Regions from separate parts of the Homo sapiens genome. Here region 1 is linked to region 2. The links are chromatin loops, found by intact Hi-C in ENCODE. Cell type or tissue: ascending aorta. All regions are shown on one strand.

Evidence for each region. A loop is a pair of places that touch in the nucleus more often than their neighbours do. Peaks named below come from ENCODE experiments on the same cell type or tissue, not always from the same donor. Only the 100,000 strongest peaks of a DNase experiment are listed, where the experiment ranks them.
Region 1: it touches region 2 in a loop (6-fold over the local background); 4 of 110 quality-filtered maps call a loop at or near these places.

The regions. Positions count from the first base shown.
Region 1 is chr10:12,417,169-12,422,168 of GRCh38, forward strand. The region is part of intron 1 of CAMK1D (calcium/calmodulin dependent protein kinase ID); the gene reads left to right. Among named protein-coding and RNA genes, the nearest start is that of CAMK1D, 70 kb to the left of the region's middle. In ascending aorta, no CTCF peak of the experiment used is centred here; DNase peaks (open chromatin) are centred at 993, 1,756 and 2,383; H3K27ac peaks cover 728 bases.
Region 2 is chr10:12,330,863-12,335,862 of GRCh38, forward strand. No RefSeq gene overlaps it. Among named protein-coding and RNA genes, the nearest start is that of CAMK1D, 16 kb to the right of the region's middle. In ascending aorta, no CTCF peak of the experiment used is centred here; DNase peaks (open chromatin) are centred at 2,273 and 2,929; H3K4me3 peaks cover 453 bases; H3K27ac peaks cover 3,116 bases.

The DNA of each region.
Region 1 (5,000 bases), 86 kb after region 2:
TTAGCTGTTAATATTATTTTTATTACCTAGACGCAGGATGATGGACCCTATGACCTTCTGAGTCTTCTTCCATCTGTGTGTGTATGTAAGACAGAAAAAGAGACTGAGAGAGAGAGAGAGAGACAAAGAACAGGAGAACTACACTGTGGATTTGGGTGATGCTCCAGGGAGGTTTGAACAGACTGTCAATGTCATGTTTTGAAGAGAGCAAGGAATTTTGGGGATACTGCTGTGCCAGAGAAAACAGGTTCGAGAGAAAGAAAACAGAGGCGGGATCCCTTACAGAGCAAGAGGTAACCAGGAGTTGTTTAGGTGGCATCCAGCCAGGGGAATTGCTCAGGGTTCTGCAGAGGGCAGCCTCTGGGGCTCCGGCTGGGGTGGGGAGATGGCTTGGCCCTGGGCTGTTGGCCTGGGAACTGGGGTTCAGCCACAGTTGAGTTCCAAGCCTCCTAGTGTTTCCTCTACCTCCTGGCTCCTTCAGAAATGAGGGCTGGGGGAGGCCCGAGGCTGGCCATCTGGGGAGCTGTGTAAGCAAGGAACACGGAGGTCCTGCGATGGAGTGGCTACACTCTTATGTGGAAGGCCAATGGGTAGTGGGCATCTCTATGCTCTTTATAACAGTAATAATTATTTTTTGCCTTTTTTTTTTTTGAGATGGAGCCTCACTCTGTCACCCAGGCTGGAGTGCAGTGGCATGATCTTGGCTCACTGCAACCTCCGCCTCCTGGGTTCAGGTGATTCTCCTGCCTCAGCCTCCCGAATAGCTGGGATTACAGGCGCCTGCCACCACACCCGGCTAATTTTTGTATTTTTAGTAGAGACGAGGTTTCACTATGTTGGCCAGGCTGGTCTCGAACTCCTGACCTCAAGGCCTCAAGAGGCCCGCCTTGGCCTCCCAAAGTGCTCACAAGAGTGAGCCACCACGCCTGGCCTCGATGCTCTTTAAAAGAAGCCCTCGCCCTGCCAGATGATGCAGTAAGCAAGAATGAATATGGATCCCCAGGGTGTGGGAGGAGAATGAATTACTTGGTAGGCCTCAGTCCAGCAGGTCAGATGAGGCAGAGAACATGCCATCAAAACATATGATTGCAACGCGGCCATGCCTTGTGAAAGAAGAAAGCTTGGCCAGCTGTTGACTGATTAGAGATGGAGATGGGCTGGGCATCTGGCTCATGCATGTAATCCCAGCACTTTGGGAGGCTGAGATGGGAGGGTCACTTGAGGCCAGGAGTTCAAGAGCAGTCTGGGCAACATAGCCACATCCTCATTTCTACAAAAAATTTTAAAGAATTAGCTGGGCACCGTGGCATATGCCTGTAGTCCTAGCTACTGGGGAGGCTGAGGTGGGAGGATTGCTTGAACCTAGGAGTTTGAGGCTGCAGTGAGCTAGGATCATGCACTGCATTCCAGCTTGGGTGACAGAGCAAGACTCTCTCTTATTTTAAAAAAAGTTATGTATTGCACTCCAACTAGCAATGTGTGAGCATGACCTTCTTATCACATCCTTGCCAGTGATCAGCATTAAATTTTTTTTCTGATTTGCTAGTCCAAAATGAAACCTTTTAAAAAGTATTAAAACGAATGAAGGTATTACTAGAAAAGACTTGATCAGTCAGTTGAGCAAAGGTTCCAATTGCTGGGTGTGTCTGGGAGTTGCAGACCCCCACGTGGTGGGAGATGGGGAGTGACCGTCCACCCCTGCCGAGGGATGTCCTGCAGAGTGGCCATAGATGGAAGGCCTCAGCCGAGAGTGGCCATAGGTGGAAGGCCTCAGTCGCGGGCGTGGTGTGTCCGAAGCCGTTGCTCACAGAACACTTAAGAGCAGCTGCCTGTTTCAACATTGGTGCTTGACTTTCCCTATTGAATGAACTTCCCTGTCTCTTTTGGACCTCACATTCGGAAAGGTGTCTGAGAGGTCATCCGTTTCAAACTTCATCATCTCAAATGAATGGCATTCCCTCCTGCCTTTTAAAACCCCAGGGACGGGAGATTTTATAAGCTATAATGACTTTACCATATATTTTCCTCAAAACTCAACAGCCATGATCTCATGAATACTCACCCCTACTTTCTGCCCCTATGAAAAAAAAAATAAATAAAAGGCAAGAGTGAGAAAACCAAACTCAAGGAGGTGAGGTTGGGAGCCTGGGGCCACGGAACTCAAAGTTCCCAGAATAGAACTGGGTTATCCCGACACCTGTGAACACTGCGCAGTAACATTTTCCAATGTTGGGTAGCAACATTTTCCAAGTTACTATGAAAAATGGGGAAATACACGCGATAACCAGAGCCAAGTCCTGTTTCCTGACTTTTCCACAGCCTTTCTTGACAACATGCAGGGCACATATTAGACATGAGTCACCGCTGTGGTTTTCTTAGTGCATAAAATTGCACACCTCACTCCCCACCGGGCCTCAGTGGATTCTGAATGAAGCCAGAAAGTGATTCAGTCTTAGATCAGAAGAGAAAATGCACACACACACACACACACACACACACACGCAAAAATAGAGTTCTTGTTAACTTCTAGGTTGCAGAAAATACTGAGATTAGAAAAACTGTTTTTTCAGCTTCTTAGGACTTTGTATATGTTGGGTTTTCTCGTTAGGTTTTCTTTTGTAAATAAGTGGTTACCACAGTAGCTTTTCCACCAGAAACATGACTCTGGGTGGATCCTGTTGTCATAGTGATTTAATAAACTAAGTTGAGTTTTTTAGAATTTTTAGTAAGCAGTGAATAATTAGATAGAATACTTTTTTCAGCCTTAGTGAAAAATGACATCTATGTAACTTTTTTTTTTTTTTCTCTTGAGACAGAGTCTTGCTCTGTCGCCCAGGCTGAAGCACAGTGTCGAGCTCTCGGCTCACTGCAAGCTCCGCCTCCCGGGTTCACGCCATTCTCCTGCCTCAGCCTCCCGAGTAGCTGGGACTACAGGTGCCTGTCACCACGCCCAGCTAATTTTTATATTTTTAGTAGAGACAGGGTTTCATCTTGTTGACCAGGTTGGTCTTGAACTCCTGACCTTGTGATCTGTCCGTCTCGGCCTCCCAAAGTGCTGGGATTAGAGGCGTGAGCCACCACGCCTGGCCCATGTCTATGTAACTTTAAAAAATACGGTATTTTAGTGATAGAGCTGGTGGCAGCTGATGTAGTAGTAGTAGTCCTTTTCATATTACCCTTGATGGTCCACTTCAAATGAATGAACTTTAATGATTTTACTTTAATAGTTCTTACTACTTTATGAATTATTTTGTTTTGTTTTCATAACTCCAACAAGGCATTATTGGCAGTGGATTTTATGGCTTAGTAAGATCTTGAGGTAACTGAGGTTTACTAATTAACCCTTATTGATTTGTTTGGGACTTTTTGGTGGACACCTTAGTCAAATATACTCTTTTTTTTTTAATTGTCTAGAAAAATGGAATGTGCCCCCAAACTACTTAGGGATTCTGCATATTTCTAACAGCCTCTGTCTTGCTAAGAGCTGTTGGATAATCCAGGAAGGTTTCAGGGGTTTCAGGAGAAAACGAAGTATATTACATCAGGGCCATGAAGACCAGTGCCAAGTTACTAACCTGCCTGAGAATGACTCCACTTCTCTCCTATAAAATGAAATGTTCGATGTGTTTTCTTGCATTTTTAGAGGGCTGTCATCTTTCCCCTGGGCTCACGTTGGTATCTGGGACAACTGAGGGCTCCAGTACTCAGACAAGGGGGAGGTTGGCTGCTGCAGGTGGAGCTCCTGCCACGTCTGTTCTGTGAGCTCGCCTCTTCCTTTTATCTGGGAGAGAGACAGGTGTATTGCTTTCCCTCATGCCAGAGAAGTCCTTCTTGCTGGTTTGAACAGCACCACTCAGAGTCTTGCAGGCTGTATCATATAATCTCCAGCCTTCTACACTTTAGGAGACGGGACAGGCTGAATGGCGTGGTGTTGAGGTGAAGGCAAGCCCAGAATCCATCAAGAAATCTAAGACTAGGCGGGTGTAAGCTTCAGGTACCTGGGCCTGGTCTCCTTCCCATGTTCACATCCTAGGATAGGAATCCCTTTCTCTCAAGCTCAGATCAGCCTGTGTTTTGCTCTGAGAGCTTTACTGTGCAGAGAAAAATCCTATGAATAAAGCATCTAGTTTCTACGGTTAATACCGGCGGTCACAGTGTGTGTGGGCAGGACAAGCCCAGTGTGCTTTGCCCGATGATGTCCCGGAGCTTCAAACCCAGATGTTCCCTAGCCGCAGTATAGCTGAGTCCAGCCAGAATGATCAAACCATAGCTGCTGTTTCAGTGTGGCTCTTGCCGTATTCCACTGTCTCCCTTGGTCATGCTGGGCCATTTATCCAGGATTCTTTTTTTTTTTTTTTTTTTTTTTTTTTTTTTTGAGACAAGGTCTTGCTCTGTTGCCCAGGCTGGAGTGCAGTGGTGCAATCTGGACTCACTACGACCTCTGCCTCCTGGGTTCAAGCGATTCTTCTGCCTCAGCCTCCCAAGTAGCTGGGTCTACAGGTGTGCATCACCATGCCTGGCTAATTTTTATATTTTTAGTAGAGGTGGGGTTTTGCAAGGTTGGCCAGGCTGGTTACCCAGGACTCTTTTTGATAGTTCCTGATCATGCCTTTGTGGTTTTTTTTCTATTCGCTTGGGGGCAGGTATTTGGGACTCTTATTTTTTTGAGACAGAGTCTTGCTCTGTCACCCAGGCTGGAGTGCAATGGCTTGATCTTGGCTCACTGCAGCCTTCGCCTCCTGGGTTCAGGCGATTATCCCGCCTCAGCCTCCCGAGTAGCTGGGATTACAGGTGCCCACCACCATGCCTGGCTAATTTTTAGTAGAGATGGGGTTTCACCATGTTCGTCAGGCTGGTCTTGAACTCCCGATCTCAGGTGATCCGCCCGCCTTGGCCTTCCAAAGTGCTGGGATTACAGGTGTGAGCCACTGTGCCCAGTCTTGGGACACTTTTTGATAGCTCCTGATCATGCCCTTGTGGTTTTTATTCTATTCCCTTGG
Region 2 (5,000 bases):
CGATTCTCCTGCCTCAGCCTCCTGAGTAGCTGGGATTACAGGCACACACCACCACCCCCAGCTAATTTTTGTATTTTTAGTAAAAACGGGGTTTCACCATGTTGGCTAGGCTGGCCTCAAACTCCTGACCTCAGGTGATCTGCCCGCCTCAGCCTCCCAAAATGCTGGGATTACATGCGTGAGCCACCACGCCTGACCAATTTTTTTAGTTTTAGTAGAGACAGGGTTTCACCATGTTGACCAACCTGGTCTTGAACTCCTGACCTCAAATGATCTGCCCACCCTGGCTTCCCAAAATGCTGGGATTACAGGCGTGAGCCACCATGCCCGGCTGAGAATGCATTTAGTATAACTAACCCACCCAACATCACATCTTAGTCTGGCCTACCTTACATGTGCTCAGAACGCTTACATTAGCCTATAGTTGGGCAAAATCATCTCACCCAAAGCCTATTTTAAAATAAAGTGTTGATTTGGGAGGCCGAGGTAGGTGGATCACCTGAGGTCAGGAGTTCAAGACCATCCTGGCCAACATGGTGAAACCCCATCTCTACTAAAAATGCAAAAAAATTAGCTGAACATGGTGGCACACGCCTGTAATCTCAGCTACTCGGGAGGCTGAGGCAGGAGAATTGCTTAAACCTGGGAGGCAGAGGTTGCAGTGAGCTGAGATCGTGCCATTTCACTCAAGCCTGGGCGACAAAGCAAGAGTCCCTCTCAAAAAATAAATAAATATGCCTGGCAAGGTGGCTCATGCCTGTAATCCCAGCACTTTGGGAGGCCGAGGTGGGCGGTTCATGAGGTCAAGAATTTGAGACCAGCCTGACCAATATGGTGAAACCCCATCTCTACTAAAAATACAAATACTAGCGGGGCGTGGTGGCGCACGTCTGTAATCTCGGCTACTCAGGAGGCTGAGGCAGGAGAATCCCTTGAACCCAGGAGGCGGAGATTGCAGTGAGCCGAGATTGCACCACTACACTCCAGCTTGGGCAGAAAGAGCGAAACTCTGTCTCAATAAATAAATAAAAAGTATTGAGTATCTCATGGAATGTATTGAACACTGTGCTGAAAATGAAAAGCGAACATTTGTATAGGTACTCGAAGTATAGTTTCTTTTCCTTTTTTCTTTTTTTTTTGAGACAGGGTTTCACTCTGTTGCCCAGGCTGGAGTGCAGTGGTGCAGTCATGGCTCATTGCAACCTCCGCCTCCCAGGCTCAAATGATTCTCCCTGCCTCAGCCTCCTGAGTAGCTGGGACTACAAGCGCTCGCCAACACGTCTAAGTTTTGTATTTTTAGTAGAGACAGTGTTTTGCCATGTCACCCAGGCTGGTCTTGAACTCCTGGGCTCAATCGATCTGACTACCTTGGCCTCTCAAAGTGCTGGGATTACAGGCATGAACCACCACACCCGGCCTCAAAGTAGTTTCTACTAAATGCAAATTGCTTTCACATCATCATAAAGCTGAAAAATTCTAAGTTAGGCTTGGCGTGGTGGCTCATGCCTGTAATCCCAGCACTTTGGGAGGCCAAGGTGGGCGGATCACCTGAGGGCAGGAGTTCAGGACCAGCCTGGCCAAGGTGGTGAAACCCTGTCTCTACTAAAAATGCAGAAATTAGCTGGGCATGGTGGCATGCATCTGTAATCCCAGCTACTCAGGAGGCTGAGGCAGGAGAATCGCTTGAACCCAGGAGGCAGAGGTTGCGGTGAGCTAAGATCGTGCCACTGCACTCCAGCCTGGGCGACAAGAGCAAAACTCTGTCTCAAAAAAAAAAAAAAGAAAAATTATGTGTTAAATTATTGTAAGTAGACGACTGTCTGTACTACTATTATTTCCATTTTCCAGATATGGAAACTGAGACTGAGAGGAGTTACGCAACCTGCCGCCCTTGAAGCCACAAAATTAGAGCATGGTGGAGGCAAACCAGTGGTGCCTAATTTACCACTTGCTTATTACCACTGAAAGAAGAAATGACTTTCCAGGTGTTTTGGGTGCTAATTCAATTCTTTAAGTGCTTATTTAGGACCTGGCAATGTTTGTCCCCCAGGGTAAGGGGTAGGGTATCTTTAAAGGTGACAATTGGTATCCTTATATACAGGGGAGACTTTATCTCAGCTTTTATATCCATACAATAGAGTTTTATGTCTGGGCATGGTGGCTCATGTCTGTAATCCCAGCACTTTGGGAGGCCGAGGTGGGTGGATCACCTGAGTTCAAGAGTTCGAGACTAGCCTACCCAACATGGCAAAACCCCGTCTGTACTAAAAAAATACAAAAATTAGCTGGGCGGAGTCTGCAGTGAGCCAAGATCGCGTCATTGCACTCCAGCCTGAGGGACAGAGTGAGACTTTATCTCAAAAAAAAAAAAAAAAAAAAAAAAAAAAAACTGAGATAAAATCTCCCCTGTGTGTAAGGATACCAATTGAAATTAGCAACCAAAGCCAAAATTGGTGTATTTTGTTTTTCTGAGTGTACAAAACTTGGGATTAGAGGTTGGAAAATAAAAGATGTGAAACTACCCTTGGCTAGCATCCATCTGCCCCTTCTCTCAACCCTGCGTCATTTGTCACTTGCAGGGAAGGTGGAGAGAAGGACGAGATGGCAGATGGAGGAAGAGAGGACTCAGAAACCCTCGTTTCTTCTGGTTTGCTTCTGACTTGAACTGAAGCTCATGCCTCCTTGAACCTGGGAACAGTTTGATTTCTGGAAGGAGCTGCGTGCAGAAGCTCCTTTAAAACTTTGGGATCAAATTAAAACTTTGGGTTTTAGGTAGGCACAGCCACAAAAAAGTTGAAGCTGGCATGTCTTGTGCAAGGCTACCTATCAAGACAGAAATAGAAGTGGATCTCTGGCCTGGCCGTCTGGGACTGCGATGTCTCATTGTGGGGCCTGCCTGTAACTGAAGGTTCCGCATGAGTCACGGACTTCCCTGGTGCAGGGCAGCAACCCAGGGGCTTGGTAACTGGGTTGAGGGAAAGAGAGAAGTTTTTGTTTATGATCTCATTCCAATCAGAATGTGTCCAGACGCCCAAATATTTGATTTGAGCCTGGTTGCTAAGAGACCTCCCACTGGGACCCAGCTGCCTGCGGGCAGGAAGGCGGTATTGGCATCATTTCAGATTTCTGCCAATTTATTTTGAAACCAGAAAACCTAGAACCTCGGCCTCCTCAAGGCAACCAGGGGGAGAGGAGAGATCTGAGTCAGCCAAACTAGAGAGAGAAAACCCCCGCTAACCTTCTGCCAGGGAGCTGTAGGAAGGTTCGGGATAGAATAGAATGATGACATTGTGCTTGTTTACTTCCTGGGAAATAGGCCGGTAGGGTAATGAAGAAGAAGTTGGAGTTCTGTGCTTAGAAATGCAAGTGTCATCTTGAAGAAACCTCAGGGATTCCAGAACAATGCTGGATTTCCGGGTAATAATTGGGCGTTGTGAAGGCTGCCCTGATTGGATCCACACACCCAGCATCTTGGGTTTTAATTGCCCGGTGACTTAAATGCCTTAGGGAAATGGCATGAGTAACATTGTCATAGGTGAGCGTGTGCGGGGTCGGTGCACATGGGACAGGTGGGGAAACCTGCTTCTGGCTTCTCTCCTTTCTCAGCAGAAGGCAGATAGCTGAAGGGAAAAGGCTTCACATCTGTACTGGTATCAAGGAACACTGGGCTTTCCCATGCTAGTAGCAGCAGAACAGAACCTCTGGATGTGATCTCTGTCCTCAGTGCCACTCTCAGGACCAAGTAGTGATAAATACAGACCTAGACATTTTTCCAAGGTTTTTTTTGTTGTTACCTAGGCTGGAGTGCAGTGGTGTGACCTCGGCTCACTGCAACCTCCAACTCCCGGATTCAAGTGATTCTCGTGCCTCAGCCTCCTGTGCAGCTGGGACTGCAGGCAAGTACCACCGCACCTGGCTAGTTTTTGTATTTTTAGTAGAGACGGGGTTTCACCACGTTGGCCAGGCTGGTCTCGAACTCCTGACCTCAGGGCAGGAGAAATTGGATGTCCCAGCTCAAACAATCAGCCAGGAAGGGGAAAAAGGAGCAAATTCCTCTTTCCTCCAACTGTTTGCTCTATTCAGGCCCTCAGTGGATTGGTCGATGCCCTCCCACAATGGGGAGGGTTTTCTACTTCATCGTTACCCCGTGGTGCCATCAAGTTGACACATAAAATGAAGCATTGCAGTCCTCCTCTCAGTGACATTCTCTGGAGCAGGACAGCACAGCGGGTTTTGCTTTCAGATGGAAACTTATTGCAGGCTCCACTCTTTTCTGATGAGCCTTGTGATCTTGGGCAAGTTCTGATGCCTCAATTTCCCCATCTGTCAAAAGCTATCTTGCTATAGATTGTTATACCATACAGACATATGCACTCATATGTTCATCGCAGCACTATTCACAATAGCAAAGACATGGAATCAACCAGATGCCCATCGATGGTGGATTGGATAAAGAAAATCTGGAACATACACACCATGGAATACTACGCAGCCATAAAAAGAACAAAATCATGTCCTTTGCAGCAACATGAATGGAGCTGGAGGTGATTATCCTAAGTTAATAACACAGGAACAGAAAACCAAATGCTGGCCAGGCACAGGGGCTCACGCCTGTAATCCCAGCATTTTGGGAGGCCAAGGTGAGTGGATCACTTGAGGTCAGCAGTTCAAGACCACCCTGGCCAACATAGCAAAACCCCATCTCTACTAAAAATATAAAAATTAGCCAGGTATGGTGGTGCACACCTGTAATCCCAGCTACTCAGGAGGCTGAGGCAGGAGAATCGCTTGAACCTGGGAAGCAGAGGTTACAGTGAGCTGAGATGCCATCACTGCACTCTAGCATGGGCCACAGAGCGAGATGCCATCTCAAAATAAAAAGAAAACCAAATACTGTATGTTCTCACTCATAAGTGGGAGCTAAACATTGAGTACAGATGGATAAAAAGGGAACAACAGAGAGCAGGGCCCACTGGAGGGTGGAGGGTAGGCAGAGGGTG